Linked DNA regions of Homo sapiens: region 2 is linked to region 1. Evidence: chromatin loops called from intact Hi-C (ENCODE). Cell type or tissue: MCF 10A. All regions are shown on one strand. Each heading gives the region's core, and the rest is flanking DNA. Links, peaks and the distances in the headings are about the cores only. Region 1 holds the start of JAKMIP2-AS1 (JAKMIP2 antisense RNA 1). Region 2 overlaps STK32A (serine/threonine kinase 32A).

Region 1 (8,342 bases), core at 273-8,272:
TTGGAAACTGGTGGTCAAGGTATTTTTTTCCCTAATGAGAAACATATTATTTGTGTTTGTTGTTTAGGATAAAACCATTGAAATTTTCACTTTTCTCAGTGTCAGAGTAAGATTGTGGAGTCTAACTGGATTTTTTGATGTGATGAGTGAAAAACAAAAAGAGATCTTTCATTATTCTGGATTCTAAGCCCTGGAATCCTCGATTTTTAATAATATCCTTACTCTTTCCATAAATTTTGAACCTCTTCTATGCGCTGGACACTGTAATAGGTGCTAAGAATATAGTGATGAGTACATGGCCGCTTCCCTAACTACCACAAAAGAGTGCTAATAATGATGGCTAGTATTTAAAAATCTTTGCTACATACAAGTAATTGCGGTTAAATCTGTTACATGCATTGCCTCGCTTAAAACCTCTGGCAATTGGTGAAAGTTAGCATTATCCTAATCTTATAGATGAGGAAGTTGAGGTTTCACTGTCTGGCATGGAGATTGACAGATTATTATGGTATTAGGAGTGGTGTGATTTGAGGAACAAGAAGAGAAGCCACTGACATTCTGAAATAGCCGAGCCTGAATAGTGTGTTCTTTGGGGCTAAGAGTGAGATAAGAAATAAACCACCGGGCACAGTGGCTCACGCCTGTAATCCTAACACTTTGGGAGGCCCAGGTGGGCGGATCACCTGAGGTCAGGAGTTTGAGACCATTTTGGCCAACATGGTGAAACCCTGTCTCTACTAATAATACAAAAATTAGCTAGGCGTGGAGGTGCAAGCCTGTAATCCCAGCTACTCAGGAGGCTGAGGCAGGAGAACTGCTTGAACCGGGAGGCGGAGGTTGCAGTGTGCCGAGATCGCGCCTCCAGCATTGAGACTCCATCTCAAAAACAAAAAAACAAAAAACAAAACAAAAAAACAAACACAAAAAGGCCGGGTACGGTGGCTCACACCTATAATCCCAGCACTTTGGGAAGCCGAGGCGGGCGGATCACCTGAGGTCAGGAATTCGAGACCAGCCTGGCCAACATGGCGAAACGCTGTCTCTACCAATAATACAAAAATTAGCCGGGCGTGGTGGTGCACGCCCCTAATCCCAGCTACTCGGGAGGCTGAGGCAAGAGAATCTTTTGAACCTGGAAAGCAGAGGTTGCAGTGAGCCAAGATTGTGCCACTGCACTCCAGCCTGAGTGACAGAGCAAGACTCCGTCTCAAAACAAAAAACAAAAAGAAAAAAACAAAAAACAAAAAAAACCAATTAAACCACCATTAGTCCTTAATATCTTTGGCCAAATATCTCTCTAAAATTATTCCCAGCATGGCAGGTAGCAGAGAACCATTCTCTTTAGGAATTAAGCAACCCTCCCTCAGTTTTCCAGTGTGGGCTTTGCTTTATGTACAGCCCTCACTCAACAATTGCCAAGGGATTTTGCAATGGCTGAGTCTTATTTTACCACTTCTCTACTGTTTCCATGATTACATTCACTTAGGGCTCATTAGGGTATTGCCAAGGTCCTTGCTGATATTGATTTACTTTATATGATATGCATAAAGTTTTCTTTTCCTCAAACATTAGAAGATTTCAAGGATTTTGCAAAGTAAGTTTAATTCAACTTTGTAGCCTTGACAACCATAATTTTAGAAAATAAGAGCTCCCTTCCCCCAATCTGACCTCTTAAAATCACCTTATCCACAGCACATGCTAAAACTGGGTTCTGAATCAACTCTCTCTCTCTCTCTCTCTCTCTATATATATATATATATATACACACACACACACACACACACACATACATATATATACACTTGTATATATATACACAACACTATATATGTGTATATATATACACACGTATATATAAACACAACACTATATATATGTATATATATACACACTTAAAATCTGAAAAAACATTCTAAGAATCAAAGACTAATAAATTTATTCAAATATAGTCCAGAGTATTTTTAAAGATAAACTAAGCAAATACATTCACATTTCATCCACTCTGGGTTAATTTTCCAATAGTAAGGAAAAATACTACTCATCATAATGAAACTTCTACTTCACCATCCTCTGTTACAATCTAGCACGAAGGGACTTTTTTTTTTTTTTTTGCCCAGACTGGAGTGCAATGGCACGATCTCGGCTCACTGCAACCTCTGCCTCCCAGGTTCAAGCAATTCTCCTGCCTCAGCCTCCCAAGTAGCTGGGATTACAGGCGAGTGCCACCATGACCGGCTTTTGTATTTTTAGTAGAGACAGAGTTTCTCCATGTTGGTCAGACTGGTCTCAAATTCCCGACCTCAGGTGATCTGCTCCCCTCAGCCTCCCAAAGTGCTGGGATTACAGGCGTGAGCCACCATGCACAGCCCATGAAGGGCCTTAAGATTAGCATCTTGAAAAATACATGCATGGCAAGAAGCAAAATGCCCAGTTTTAACAAGAGTTGAAAGGAATATATTGACAATTTTAAGATGCTCATTTTAGAGTTCTTTCTTGCCTAAGTTCAAGAGCAAGACATTGGGAAGTTACTGAGCAGTTTGCATAACACCAGCTGCAGGAGACACTTGTTGAAGTCCTGGGTGGTGTCCACTGGCTTAGTGAAGAACAAATTATGGCAAAGTGGCTTCCTTCAGTGGTATTATTAAGTCTCAACTTCAATATTGTATCTCTTTCTTATTGACTAACACTTTAGAATGGGCTATGTCCCCTAGTATATCTACATTCTCAGCCTATAACTTCGATTCGTAGCATTTGTCACAAATTTAATTTAAGCAAATATTTGTGTAATAATTTGTATGATGAACTCCTTTGTCATTAGAACATAAGGTCCATGAGTTGATTTTTTTTTTTCACTTTTGGAAGAAATACAAATGTTTAGCTCAATGCTAAACATATATGAGGATCTCACTTAGTTTTTGTTGAATGAATCAAAGGAAGGGAAAATAATTTACCTGAAATGATGAACAAAAACAATAAAAAGTTTGATTTCATTAGAAGTGAACCTAGTTGTTTCCAAAATTTGTAGATTAAAAAACGGCCCTTTTAATTACTGCTTATTGAAAAATTATGCAATGAGTTACAAGCCCCCATGAATTCTGTCGTGCCTTTCTAAGACCTTGCATTTTGTTGTAAGTCCATTTACATATACTTGGAAAATAATAGGGAGTTTCTGTATGTGACACATGATTTATTCCACCTGCAGGCAATGCCGCAGACAAGCACACACACTTGGTGTTCTGTTCCACCGTTCTTTGGATACCAGATGACTGTCACTGTAGTTTGGAAACTACTAAGCTAATACCCCAAATTGCACCCTATTCTAACATTCTGAGGTTTATTCAGTGTTTGGCAACAAGGTGAATAAGAAAACCTGACATTTAATAATTAGCACAAAACAACTGTAAAATCTCAAGCATGCCTTTTAGCCGTCAGCGTTGCGTAATAAGTTGGTAGTGCTATTCTTCTGGGGCTTCTTTAAGATAACATAGGTATCTGGCAAGGAAGTGTCTACCTCTGTCTTCTCCTGTTCTCTAATCTCTTAATTGTTACTTCCCAACAGATGCCAATGGGCCAGAGAGCCTGTATGACACAATCCAAAAACATCAGCATCTCAAGGCACAGACTAACTCAGAGAAGGGGTTAGAATGGATCCAGAGGGAAAATGTTGAGCAACCAGCACAGCAAAGAAGCTTATCTTTGCACACTTCACAGTTTTTAAAGCACTCAGAAAATCTTCAAGGCTGCAGATTGAGAAAGTGACAATGGATGAAATAGAGGAGCAGAACAGTTAAGTGACTTGCCCAAGGTTTAACAGATAGTAGGAGGTATTAATAGAAGCGGACCTTAGCAATCTGAACCTTGTGTCTAATGTCTTTGTTGTGTATATCCTTCCCACCTTTGCCCTCCCTCCCCAAACACAAGAATGTTCTTGTAGATGGAAATCTTTTGGTGCTATGGCTGAGCAATGTGGGTGGTTTGTGTTCTGTTTCTTTTCTGTTTATTTGGGGATTTTGCCTCTGTTTATAAAATATTATCTCTCGGTGTCTATAGTATTTTGCTGTTGTTGTTAAAGTGCCCAGAATCTCTCAGACCTTGGTGTAGCTGAGTTGTGGCCAATATGATGCCTGATTATTCACACTGTGGGGGAAAAAGAGTAGGCTTTTGTAAACTTATGGAGGACTGCCCCCTGGGGGCCAGAAGAATGAACCCCTCCCTGGACATGAGTAGAGTAGGTGCAGGAGGCTGATAAACACGGTGAACCCTATGTGCCCATTAATATCCAAGAAAACCTCAGTAGTGGCATTCTATTGGGATCACTCATGCCAATTCCCAGATTTCTCATGCATTACTTTTCTCACCCCTTAGCAAGCCAAATTTAGTAAAGATTACTGTAGAAAACCTAACTTTTCAAAATTAACAGGTGTTTCTAAAAGAAAACTAGAACAATGAAAAAAAAAGTAAGGAGACAAGATTGCCTATCATCGCATCACCAGAGACAACATTTTCTCCTAAATCTTTCTAGCCTTTATTTTCTGCATGGATATATATACCTATTATATATATAATTTATTGTAACACTTTGGGAAGCTGAGGCAGGTGGATCACTTGGGTCTAGGAATTTGAGACTAACTCGGGCAACATGGCAAAACCTGGTCTCTAAAAAAATACAAAAATTAGCCGGGCATGGTGGTGCACATCTGTGGTCCCAGCTACCCGGGAGGCTGAGGTAAGAGGATTGATTGAGCCTTGAAGGTTGAGGCTGCAGTGAGCCATGATTGTGCCACTGCACTCCAGCCTGGGTGACAGAATGAGATCCCGTCTCAAAAATATATATTTTAAAATAGAATTATTCTGTACCCTCTGTTCTCTGGCTTGCTTTGTATCCTCTATAGTGTCTTAATGGCATAGATTTTTTTCAAGTTCACACAGAGCTTTTCTCAGCTATTTCATAGCCAGAATAAAGCTGTGGCTAGAGAGGAATGCCCTCTAGCTGGAGAAGGCAGTATGATGGAATGCCAGCTTCCCAAACCAAAACGTGCTTATGAACCACCTGGGGGCCTGCTTAACATGCAGATTCTGATTCAGGAGGTCTGGGGTAGGACTTAGGATGCTGTATTCCTACTGTGCTCTCTGAGGATGTGGATGCTGTTGATCTGCGGACCACACTTTGAGAAATACACAGGTGACAGCTGTGGTGGAAAGAACTCCCATCCAGGAATCAAAACATGTCTTCACATTTTGGCCATGGAACTTGGGGTAAGTTTCTAAACCTCTTAATCTTTGTTCTTTTACATATAGAAAAAGAAATCATAAACATCTGAACATGCTAAGCTCAAAATATGGGTTTATTAAAGTATAGCTGAACTGAAATCCAGTCATGATAGAAAGACTAGTTGAGGAAAGAATAATTCTATCTCATATCCCCTATTCTCCCCTGTCACTCCAGCAGAAGAAAAAATCTGCCATCAGAACAGGAAAGAAAGCTCACTAAATAGCTTATTTGCTAAAGAAGTCCAAGGTACTGAATTTAGACAGGTAAATTGATCTATTTTGCCTTTTCAAAGCATTAAATAAAAAAAGAACTATAACCCTAATGGACGGGATCCCCTAGCTGTCTCTGCCCACCCTACAGCAGCTTGAAGGCTGATTCGTTTCTTTTACAAATACATGAACATCTCAAATATATGTCCAAACTTCGAGAAATCTACTTTTCTTATTTCTGTTCTTTTTCTATTTTTTTTTTCTGTCTAAGCGCCAGACACACACTGTCTCTCTCTCTCCCAATCCTCCTTTCCATTGCCTCCCCATCTTGCTGGTTTCAACTTCTTTTCCCTCCTAGACACAGTATTCCCCTCTGGATCCCTCCACATTCCTTCCCTTTCTAAATTCTTGGCTTCTCTAATTCATGTGTTCACATACATTTCCCTACTCAACACAAAGGCTCCTTTCCAGGAGTCTGGTGGGACCTTGCTTTTTCCTTGACATATTATTATTATTTGATTTTTTAAAAAACTGTGATTCAAAAGCAGAAGAGCATAAAAATTAGACTTGCGTGTTTCTCTTTTCAGCTAGGGAAGTTGCCAGCTACATCATCTTGTAATTCCCAACTCCTTTTCTTACAAGGGCAGACTCTTAATCACTCAGCTTGGCTTCTCTTTCAAAGGTAGGAACAGAGGGAACCATGAGAGAAAGGACTGATAGAAAGGACTCGCCCACTGCCTGAGGAGCCACCTGAGACAAGGATAGTCAGTCTAGTTCTGTGAGGGGGAGTAGATGCTGGGCTGAGCCAGTATGATGCTTCCTTGTGTTCCAGGAAGTTCTTTGTATAAAAACTGAAAGAACTGCTTTTTAAGGGCTGTTTGATTCTGGACTCCTGTGATTAAGTTCTGAAGGCCTCACACTGAGACCAAAATTCCCCAATTATATTCTCTTGAAGAATCACCCTGGGTGGGCTCAGCTTGGGGGTAGAGAGTTGTAACTAGGCAAAAAAAAAAAAAAGAAAGAAAGAAAGAAAGAAAGAAAGAAAGAAAGAAAGAAAGAAAGAAAGAAAGAAAGAAAGAAAGAAAGTGAACTAATATAGTTTAATTTATTGCCCACATCAGGCCAAGATAAAATTTCTGAGATTTACATGTCCAGATATTTAATGAGCAAATGCTTTCCTTTACTGAGATTTTTTGGTAGTTGTATGTAATTCACTTTGTTGCAATTTCCTTGTTTATTCCCATGGAGCCTAACATAGTCTCCAGCTTCTTAGGGTAAGGGCAGCAAATCCTTCTCTGCATACCCACAGCAATAGAGTAGGGGAGAGGATGGAGAGTTTCTTTGTTGTGATCTAGTCACCTTTCTCTCAGATTCCTGATTTTATGTAATAATTGTGTATGCGTGCGTGTGTGTGTGTGTGTGTGTGTGTGTGTGTGTTGGAGACATATGGTTTAGTGTTAATTTAAATTAATATGAGATTACCCAAATACTTTTTAGAATAATTTGAGTATACTTTATTTATTTTTATTTTTTAAGACGGAGTCTTGCTTTGTTGCCCACGCTGGAGTGCAGTGGTGCGATCTCGGCTCACTGCAACCTCCACCTCCAGGGTTCAAGAGATTCTCCTGCTTCAGGCTCCCCAGTGGCTGAGATTACAGGCATGCGCCAACACACCTGGCTAATTTTTTTTGTATTTTTAGTAGAGACAGGGTTTCACCATGTTGGTCAGGCTGGTCTCGAACTTCTCACCTCAAATGATCTGCCCACCTTGGCTTCCCAAAGTGCTGGGATTACAGGCGTGAACCACACTGTACCTGGATGTTACTTTTGTTTTGAGACAGGATCTTGCTGTGTCACCCAGGCTGGAGTGCAGTGGCATAGTCTCGGCTCACTTCAGCCTGTACCCCCCAGTTCCAAGTGATCCTCTCACCTCAGCCTCCTGAGTAGCTGGGACTACCGGCATGTGTCACCATACTCAGCTAATTTTTTAAAAGAATTTTTTGTAGAAACAGGGTCTTACTGTAATACCCAAGCTGTGCTTCTGATATAAATTGTAAGTAGAGTCCACTTATACAGCAGGGAGTATAATGCAAGAGTGAGAAGAAAATGGACTAATGGGAGAAAGCTAGCCCAGAAGACATGTTGGTATATTTTGGAAAATAACGAGTTAATTTTGAACCAGATTAAGGAGTTTGGGTTTAAAGAAAATAAAGTTCTGGGTGAAATTGATGGAGATTACAAGACATTTCATGAATGGTGAGGACAATATTCTGCAGTCATCTGGATAATAATCCATATATAGTTAGAAGTTCTTACCATCTTGGAACGAAGCTTCTCACCCCCCGAGTCATACTTTGCATTTATAAAGTAGCTTCCACTTATCAAGCACTTGCTATGTAGGAAGTACTGTTTCTCAGGGGTGCAGGGTTCCAATCAGTGAGCAGGTTTATTCCCACCATCTGGTAACTCCTCTTGGTTACACAGAGAATTGAATGAAAGGAAATTCAATTGGCAACACTGCAGACATAGGCTTTGCTAGTTGGACAATAGCACTCCTGCCTGGAGAAGTGTGGACCTCAGTAACCAGTCTCCATCTACAGGAACAATATTCGGTGACCATTGTTTACTGGGCAGTTCCGAGTTTTCTTTTTCTTTTTCTCTTTTTTGAGACAGGGTTTCACTCTGTTGCCCAGACTGGAGTGCAGTGGTATGATCATGGCTCACTGCAGCCTCAAGCTCCTAGGCTCAAGTGATCCTCCCACCTCAGCCTCCCAAGTAGTTGAGATCACAGGTATATGTCCTCATGCCTGCTTAATTTATTTTATTTTATTTTATGTAGAGATGGGGTCTCCTGATGTTGC
Region 2 (8,342 bases), core at 157-8,156, 190 kb before region 1:
GTTTTTATCTCCTGATGGGCTTTTTTTTTTCAAGTTTCTAAATAAATCCAGTGAACAAGTAGATACGCTACTCATGATTATATAGGAAAACAGAGAAGAGAAACATACACTTACTTAAAAGTAGAAACATATCTGCTCTTTCCCACTTCACCCTTAATTTTTTTCTCCCCAGCCAATTTACTCACCTTCTGTGGCTGTGCTTCTGTGTTAGACCCTTGCTAGCTGCTTCTGGGGTTCAGAGCAATTGTGCTCTGCCCTCATCTTTTATGACACACCTAGCAAAACAGAAGCAGAGGAGCGAGTTGAAACAGACAAACGACTATCTGTTATTCTTCAAACATGCCTAGGATTGTATTTAACTATCACCTATCTAAAAGAGGTATTCTCGCCTGCCTGGAAAGAATTTTGCTAAGAAAATTGTTTCTCTTCTTCCCATATTATTTTACCTCTATGCTAGTTCCCTGTGATTTGATATGTCAACTTTGACAAATTCATTTTTCTAAAGCACAGATATGACCTTTTTTGTTAAGAAAAAGAAACTACTGTTGCTCCCCAGTGCTACACACACACACACACACACATACACATACACACCCTTCACAAGCCTTATCTGCACCCCCGCCCACTCCCCACAACAAACTTCAGATGTCTTAGCTTGGCATTCTTCGGAATTAGGTCAACGTTTCAGATTTTGCTTCCATTTGTGTATTTCTGACCCTTCATGAACTCATTTTGGCCTCTTAGAACTTCTTCCTCTTCTCAAAGCATCTCTTGGGTTTTTTAACCTCTTGTTCCTTCGCCTATAAAGAGAGTTTCCAAGGCAAACCTTGGTCTTCTTTAAAAATCACTCTGCGTAAGATTTGAAATCACTAAATGAAGTTTTAATAAAGGATATATCTTCATTGCAGGGCTTTTCAAAATCTTTATAGCCAAGTATTTTGGTCATTTCTAAGAAAGGACACACTATTAAACTATTCCAGTTCGTGTTGGGGAGGTTTTTCTAGATCTCTTTATATTCAAATTCTATTCATACTTTATCACCTATGACAAAATAGCACTTTCTCTAAAGAAACATTCTCTGACCTCCCTATCTAAAGTGATCCGAATCTCTTCCAAACATTTATTTACTTTATGTATCCTGTGAATCTTTGGAATCTAAGCTTATTAGAAAATATAGAAAACCACGAAAATGAAAGCAAAAATCAGCTGTAGTCTCTAAGGCAAAGAACATTTCCAATTAAGAAATTAAACTCCCTTTGACTTTTAAACCCCATCTTAGCAGTTTGTTGCATTCACTTCCAACTTGTTTCTGTTCTCATAAGGATACTCTATCTTCAGATAGATAGATATAGATAGATGTGTTGTTTTAGCAAAAATAGAAGTATGTTTTACCTTGTTGAGCCTTTTTTTTTTTCATTTCATAAGATAAAATGTACAGCTTTCTAGATCAGAACACCTAAATCTATTTTCTTTTTAAGGATTAAATCTATAGGCATATCAATTTTTATTTTTTATCTCTTGTATATTATTAGGTTGTTAATTCATTAAAGGTAAAGTATGTATCTTATATAGGTTAGTATTATTCACAGTATTTAACTGTTTTTTTTTTCCTCAGGAGAGTCTTGCTCTGTCCCCCAGGCTGGAGTGCAATGGCCCAATCTCGGCTCACTGCAACCACCCCCTCCTCTGTCCAATCAACCCTCCCGCCTGAGCCTCCCAAGTAGCTGGGACTACAGGCATATGCCACCATGCCTGGAAATTTTTTGTATTTTTTGTAGAGTTGGGGTCTTACCATGTTGCCCAGGCTAGTCTTGAACTCCTGGGCTCAAGCAATCCACCTGCCTTGGCCCTGCAAAGTGGTGGGATTACAGGTGTGAGCCGCCGCACCTGGTCACAATATTTAACTTTAAATAGGTATATAATACATGGTTATTTTCACTCACATCCATGTGAAGAGACCACCAAACAGGCTTTGTGTGAGCAACAAGGCTATTTCACCTGGGTTTCAGGTGGGCTGAGTCCGAAAAGAGAATCAGCGAAGGGAGATAGGAGTGGGGCCGTTTTATAAGATTTGGGTAGGTAAAGGAAAAAGGGGGGTTGTTCTCTGGTGGGCAGGGGTGAGGATCACAAGGTGCTCAGCGGGGGACGTTTTGAGCCAGGATGAGCCAGGAGAAGGAATTTCACAAGGTAGTGTCATCAGTTAAGGCAGGAACCGGCCATTTTCACTTCTTTTGTGGTGGAATATCATCAGTTAAGGCAGGAACCAGCCATCTGGATGTGTATGTGCAGGTCACAGGGGATATGATGGCTTAGCTTGGGCTCAGAGGCCTGACAGTTATTGAATGAATGGAGAAACAAATCACTTAGACACCTTCTAGGAAAAAATGACCAACTATGCTACCTGCAATTACGTTTCAAAATGTAGCTTATCTGAAGAAAAGGAAGTAACATTTAATTACAAGCATCAATACAACTCAAGCACAGAGGAAGTGTGCTAAACAATTTCCTCCATACGTACAAATTTTTATTTACAGAAAAGTATATGTCTTAATGAGAAAATGTGCTCGAAAACATTCTCATCATTTCTGAGTTTGGTTTCAGTCTTAATGAATGTGTCCCTTAACTATTAATCTGCTTTGTCATCTCTCTAACTCCCTACTATCTCATTGCCATTGCAAAGGCAAAGGTCCACATCTTTTATAGTTTCATATTATCCAAAAGTGTTAACTTAGGATAGATGTGTACATAGTTTTGTACTCATTGTACATGCTTAGCTGCAATTCTTTTGCCTTTGCACTTCTGAAATACAACCATATTCACAACACATCATTTGTTCCCTTATAACATTTCACCTTTTCCACTTTGTTTATTCTCTATATGCTCACTGTTAGTTTAGATGCTGCCTTAGGCTTTTATGATATATACTGTGACTGCATACTGTAATTTTTCTCTATAGCATGTATCCCATTTATTTAAGTGTGTGTGTGTGTGTGTATACAGTCTATATAATAAATTTACATGCTTCCTTAAGTAGACTGTAGGCCCCACCAACATAGAAACCATATGTGTCTTGTTCTTCATTGTACCCTCAATGCCTAAGAAAGGTGCTGGAACATGGTAGGCATTCAATAAATAATTGGTAAATAAATAAATATACAATTCTGGTAGTTGATTAATTCAAATTAATTTTAAAATTTAGAACTGTAAAAGTAAATTAAAAAATAAGATAAAGACAATGTGATTATTTTTTAATAAACCAACAGGTCATGGAGATTTTAAAAATTAAATTCAGTCATATGGCCTTGTAAAGTAACTAGAGAAAAATGTACACACTTAAACCAGCTGCTTGTGGCATTCATCAGTTAATTCATTTGTTTATAAAATCATTTTATTTTCTAGGTGGCCCAGAAACAGTAGGTTGAGAAGCAGCAATGAATTAAAATCAAGAAGAAACACAGAAAAAAGTAAAAACACATGTGCATACACATATAAGCCTAGAAGCTTGAGTATACTAAGCCTAATCTGATTCTTAATGATAAACATGGTCTGAATCATATGGAGTAACCTAACCCTTTGGCTACTAAATTACCAATAAACATTGATAATGGTGATAAAGCATCTAGCACTCCTTTACTGATATTGAGTTAATGAGTTATTTCTACTATATAATTACCAAGACATATGATATAGCTATGGTCCTTTATTTAGTGTTGAGGGGGTAAATATGGCAGTTGTTTTTAGATCTTACTTAAAAAGCAAAAATGTTTGAATTAATCTCCCTTTCAAGGGCCACCTCCTGGCACTTCATGGTTCCATGAATAGCTGACATTGACTTGCCATGTGTAAAATTAAGCTTTTCTTCCCATCACTTTTCTTGAGGACTCATTTTGCTGTTCACTATTCATTCACATTTACATATGCCCATTTTTACCTTTGTGTCAATAATGATAAAAATCTCTCTCTTATATTGTGTCTAATACTATTAGCCACTCACTCTGTTGAGAAATTTACACATATTATCTCCTTTAATTTTTCCAGCAATCTCATGAGGTAGCTCATTTTACAGATGAAGTAACAAGCTCAGAAATTGAGTGGAGAAGTTTAGCACCAAATCCTTTTAACCTCAAACACATGATTATTTTATATTACCTCTTAACACTGATTTACTACAGGGAAAAACTTAAACCCTTTCATTTCCCCCAATTTAGGTCATCCATCAACAGTCATTTATTAAATATCTTAAAAGGGCCAGGCATGTGATCAATGTGTATATCCATATTAACTGTGCTGTGGCTAGTTAATCGAATATGGAAATTTTGTTCATTAAATAAACATGTATTGTGCACCTACTGAATGCTTGGTCTCATGAACAAGAATGATATAATCTCTGGCTGTGAGTATCTTACAGTTCACATAAGAGACATGAAATTTCAGTGTTGGTGAGTCCCCTACAAAATAATATAGATAAAGGCTGTCCTCTAGTGTAAAGCTGTGAAAACTACAGCTAATCCACAGTTTTCTTTTGTTTAATTTCTTTTCTTTTTAAATTACTTTTCTTCAAAATTAAAACTGTAGAAGAACCTGGTTCTTCCCCCAAAATTTTTTTTAAAAGCTTCTGCCTCATCACAAAATTCTCCACCCTGCCATACTCTGTGGAACCAGGGACTCATAGCATTTGTGGGACTGGAGTTGATGTTTTCTGAGCAGTTTTCTGTCCTGAGCTTCCTCATTATGTTGCAGTGAAAGGGATGGTATGGTAAAATTCTGGATTTACTTGCAATCAACCCTTACATAATAATTTTTTAGACTTCCATTTATTGAGGACTTGTCCAGTATTTCGTGTTAATACTTATATAATACCTTATAAAACAATTTCAAATCAGCATCTCAGAGGCTGATTCAGTCCACTTGAATGTTTTGTTTGGCTCAGTGGAGTGTTCAACTTTAAAATTTATGGTATTTTAGAAGCGACCATAAATTCCTAGTGTCTCTTTAAGAAAAAGTAGGGGGTCTGGCAACACAGGACCACCTACACATATGGCAACGCAAGAGTCAGCTGGACAGGGTTAGAAATTGATATAGATATTTTATCGGTTGAAAGTTTAGCTTGGAAACATTTGGAAATTTTTTTTTTCTTTTGTCCTATACAAATGAAGACTTTTACTTCTTTTCTCCCTTAAGAGACCGTATCATATTCGCTCCAGTACTTCCAGCAAGGAAATTGTACACACGTTTGAGACGACTGTTGTAACTTACCCTTCTGCCTGGTCACAGGAAATGGTGTCACTTCTTAAAAAGGTAAGAAGGAAGACTGCATGTCCAAACGAAGTAACAAAAGGAAGCAGGCTCTCTGGCTTAAGTTTAGAAGTTAGTATACAATATTGGGGACAGTCATGATAGTATACATTTGTAGAGTGTATTTTCTAGCTGTTAGCTTTCAAATACATGGCTTCATTAACTCAACTCAGATTCCCCTTGGATGTCCCAAAGCCATCTTAAACTCAAAGGACTTCTTTATCTTTGTCTTTCCTGAATATCTTCTCAGGAAATTCTCTCAGTGACTGGCTTCTCTATCCAAATCCACTTACGCCAGCCAGCAACCAGGACTCATTTGTCATCTGCGTATTCAATTCATCACCAGGTTCTGAAATTTTATATTTTAAGTATTAAAATATTTCACTTCTCTCTGTCCTCACTACTATTTCCCTGATCCAACTGCCATCAGTCTAGCCTTATAACGGGTTTGTCCACATACACTTTTACCACTCCATTCTATTCCCCATGCAGCCCCACAGTGGTCTGTTAAAGGACAGTCCAGGATATTTTCCTTATTCTTAGAATAAAGATTAAAATAATTTTGTGGTACAAAAGTTCAAAATACCTCTCAAGCCTTGTTTTGGACTTTTGGACTTTTGTCCCCCCTTTGACTACACATAAACTGCTTTGGCCTTTTTCTTCTTCTTTTCTTTCTTTTCTCCTTCTTCACTTTTACATACCAGTCTTCCTCTCACCACAGGACCTTTGCACATGCCAGTACCTATTCCTGGAACAGTGCCTCCAATCCTAGTTCCTCCAGTTCCTCCTTGAGAGCAGTACTACTCAATGTGGTTCACTGGTTCTAGTCCATGAATTTTTTCTGCAGGTCTATTGTAAGTAAAGAACTTGAGAGAAGCATTTAGAAACTTTTATAGCAATTGGACACTGCTGTAGCATCTAAACACATGATCAATGGACTTATCTTATTGAAGAGGGTCCAAGCTTGTTTGACGGTTGTTGAACTCAAGTCACAAGGTGTCTATGTGGGGTGCTGCATACTGGCAATGCATAATAAGACCACATACTGATTTCAGTGGATTGGAAATTGAAACAGACAAAAACAAACAAAAATAACTGACCCTTCTACATAGTTTGGGAAGCACAACTTTAGCTCTTAGCTCAAATATCACCTTCTTGGTGTAAGTTCACATAACACTATCTTTCCTTCATAGCATTTTTCAGTTTAAAATTATACCCAGCATTTGTGTGATCCTTGGTTACGTACCATTTTCTTCTTAGCTTCATGAGGGTAGGGACCATGTCTGACATGTGTTACCATTGTATTCTCAGCATCTAACACAAAGCCTGAGAAGTGAAATTTGACAAGTATTCAAATAAATGAGGTCCACAGCTTTCATCAGATTTTCAAGGTACCCATCTTCATCAAACAGATGAAGAACAGTTATAGCGGGAGGTCAAAAGTGTATATTGAGTGATGATACAAAACAAGAATGAGGGGCCCAAGAGGAATGGGCTTGGCCTTTTTTTTTTTTTTTTTTTTTTTTTTTTTTGAGGAGAAAATTGCACCAGTTGTGGCTGGTAATGGAAAATAGCTTTAGTGGCTAAGGAGTCATCATTTGTGTCTCTTGTTTTTGGAGTCAAGTTCCTTATTTTGGAATAGGGACATTGCATCAGTAATGTCAAAGACATAGAATGGGGGATCATTTTTCATAAGCAAATTCTGCTTAGTTCCAAGACAGCCCTGCTTCACTCCACAAATTACACCCTGAGGTTGCATGGTTGTCATCTTCAGAAGCATTCTCAAGTGGGACTGACAATGCCTATTTGAGCCACACAATTGCTGTGATGTTGGCTCAGGAATGGTTAAGGGGGCAAAAATCTTTTATCTCAATTAGTAAAATCTAGAACTATAACAGTTACTTTAGTTACACCTTATCTATGCCGCCCCCAATGTATTTTAATTAGTTGTAAAAACAGCTACAATTCTTAGTAGGAAATGAGTTCTACTTGTGAAATGTATCAACATTTGTCACCATAGGTTTTCTACTAGGTACTTTGTATAAATAGCCTCCCACTAATCCTGATTACAATCGTATGAAATACATTATTACCACTTTTTTTAAACACATGGGTAAACTAAGATTTAGAGAACAAATTTGCCCTTAGTAAGTAGAGGAGTCAAGAATCAAAGATATATTTGACTTAGTAGGACAAGCCATTTTTACTCATCACATTGCAGAATCCTACATACTGTTCATTCTAATAATGTATGATCTACATTGTTTATGGGATTAGGGATAGGGGACACTGTCTATTTTCCTTCAGTCCTACAGTTGAAAGCATTTAGAGGGAATTTGTATGATTTTTTTTTGTCCTTCTATCCTTTCTTATGGCCTTGATGTTTGCATTTTATTGGCAGCTACTCGAACCTAATCCAGACCAACGATTTTCTCAGTTATCTGATGTCCAGAACTTCCCGTATATGAATGATATAAACTGGGATGCAGTTTTTCAGAAGAGGCTCATTCCAGGTTTCATTCCTAATGTGAGTCAATCCTAACAAAGCCAAATAACTCCCATTCAGTGCGCATTACCCGGTGTGCCAGATTCACACATTGTCTCATTAGATAATCACACCAGTGTTGTTAAGAGAGCCCCAATTCCCATTTTACAGATGAGAGAATTGAGACATGCACAGGGTAAGTTTGTCACCAAAGGTCACAAAGCTAGCAAGTAGTCAAGCTGGGATTCTAATCCAGGTGTATTTGCGACTGAAGTTCTAGCTTTTAACCACTTTTTATGGTCTGTTTTTATTGAAAGGAAGTCCTAGTTCCCCAAATAGTCATTCTCATGAATCTGCTGGGGTTTTTTTTAAGTTTTCTTTGATTCTAAAGATGCAGAAGTTTGTGTCCCTAGAGATCTGAGTCAAAGAATTGAAAATTGTTGGAGTTGGGGTGAGGAATTTATTTTAGCATTTGCCCCTCATCCTTTGTTTGTTCTGTCTCAGGGATTTATATTTGTAAGGACTGATAACCAAAGACATATAATTCCCATTGGATGGATAG

What was found. Hi-C counts contacts between places; a loop is a spot of excess contacts. Peaks named below come from ENCODE experiments on the same cell type or tissue, not always from the same donor. Only the 100,000 strongest peaks of a DNase experiment are listed, where the experiment ranks them.
Region 2: a loop joins it to region 1, with 8 times the contacts of the local background. A loop is called at or near these places in 2 of 110 quality-filtered maps.

Annotation. Positions count from the first base shown.
Region 1 is chr5:147,554,882-147,563,223 of GRCh38, forward strand. It overlaps JAKMIP2-AS1 (JAKMIP2 antisense RNA 1), which reads left to right and starts at 5,113. Exons shown (of 4, transcript NR_038902.1): 1 at 5,113-5,256. RefSeq lists enhancers at 941-1,440, 5,912-6,841. In MCF 10A, for the core only: CTCF peaks have their summits at 4,202 (motif pointing left) and 4,993; a DNase peak (open chromatin) is centred at 4,190.
Region 2 is chr5:147,365,473-147,373,814 of GRCh38, forward strand. STK32A (serine/threonine kinase 32A) reads left to right here. Exons shown (of 13, transcript NM_001112724.2): 9 at 5,182-5,298; 10 at 7,697-7,822. Among named protein-coding and RNA genes, the nearest start is that of STK32A, 130 kb to the left of the region's middle. In MCF 10A, for the core only: a CTCF peak has its summit at 4,485; no DNase peak of the experiment used is centred there.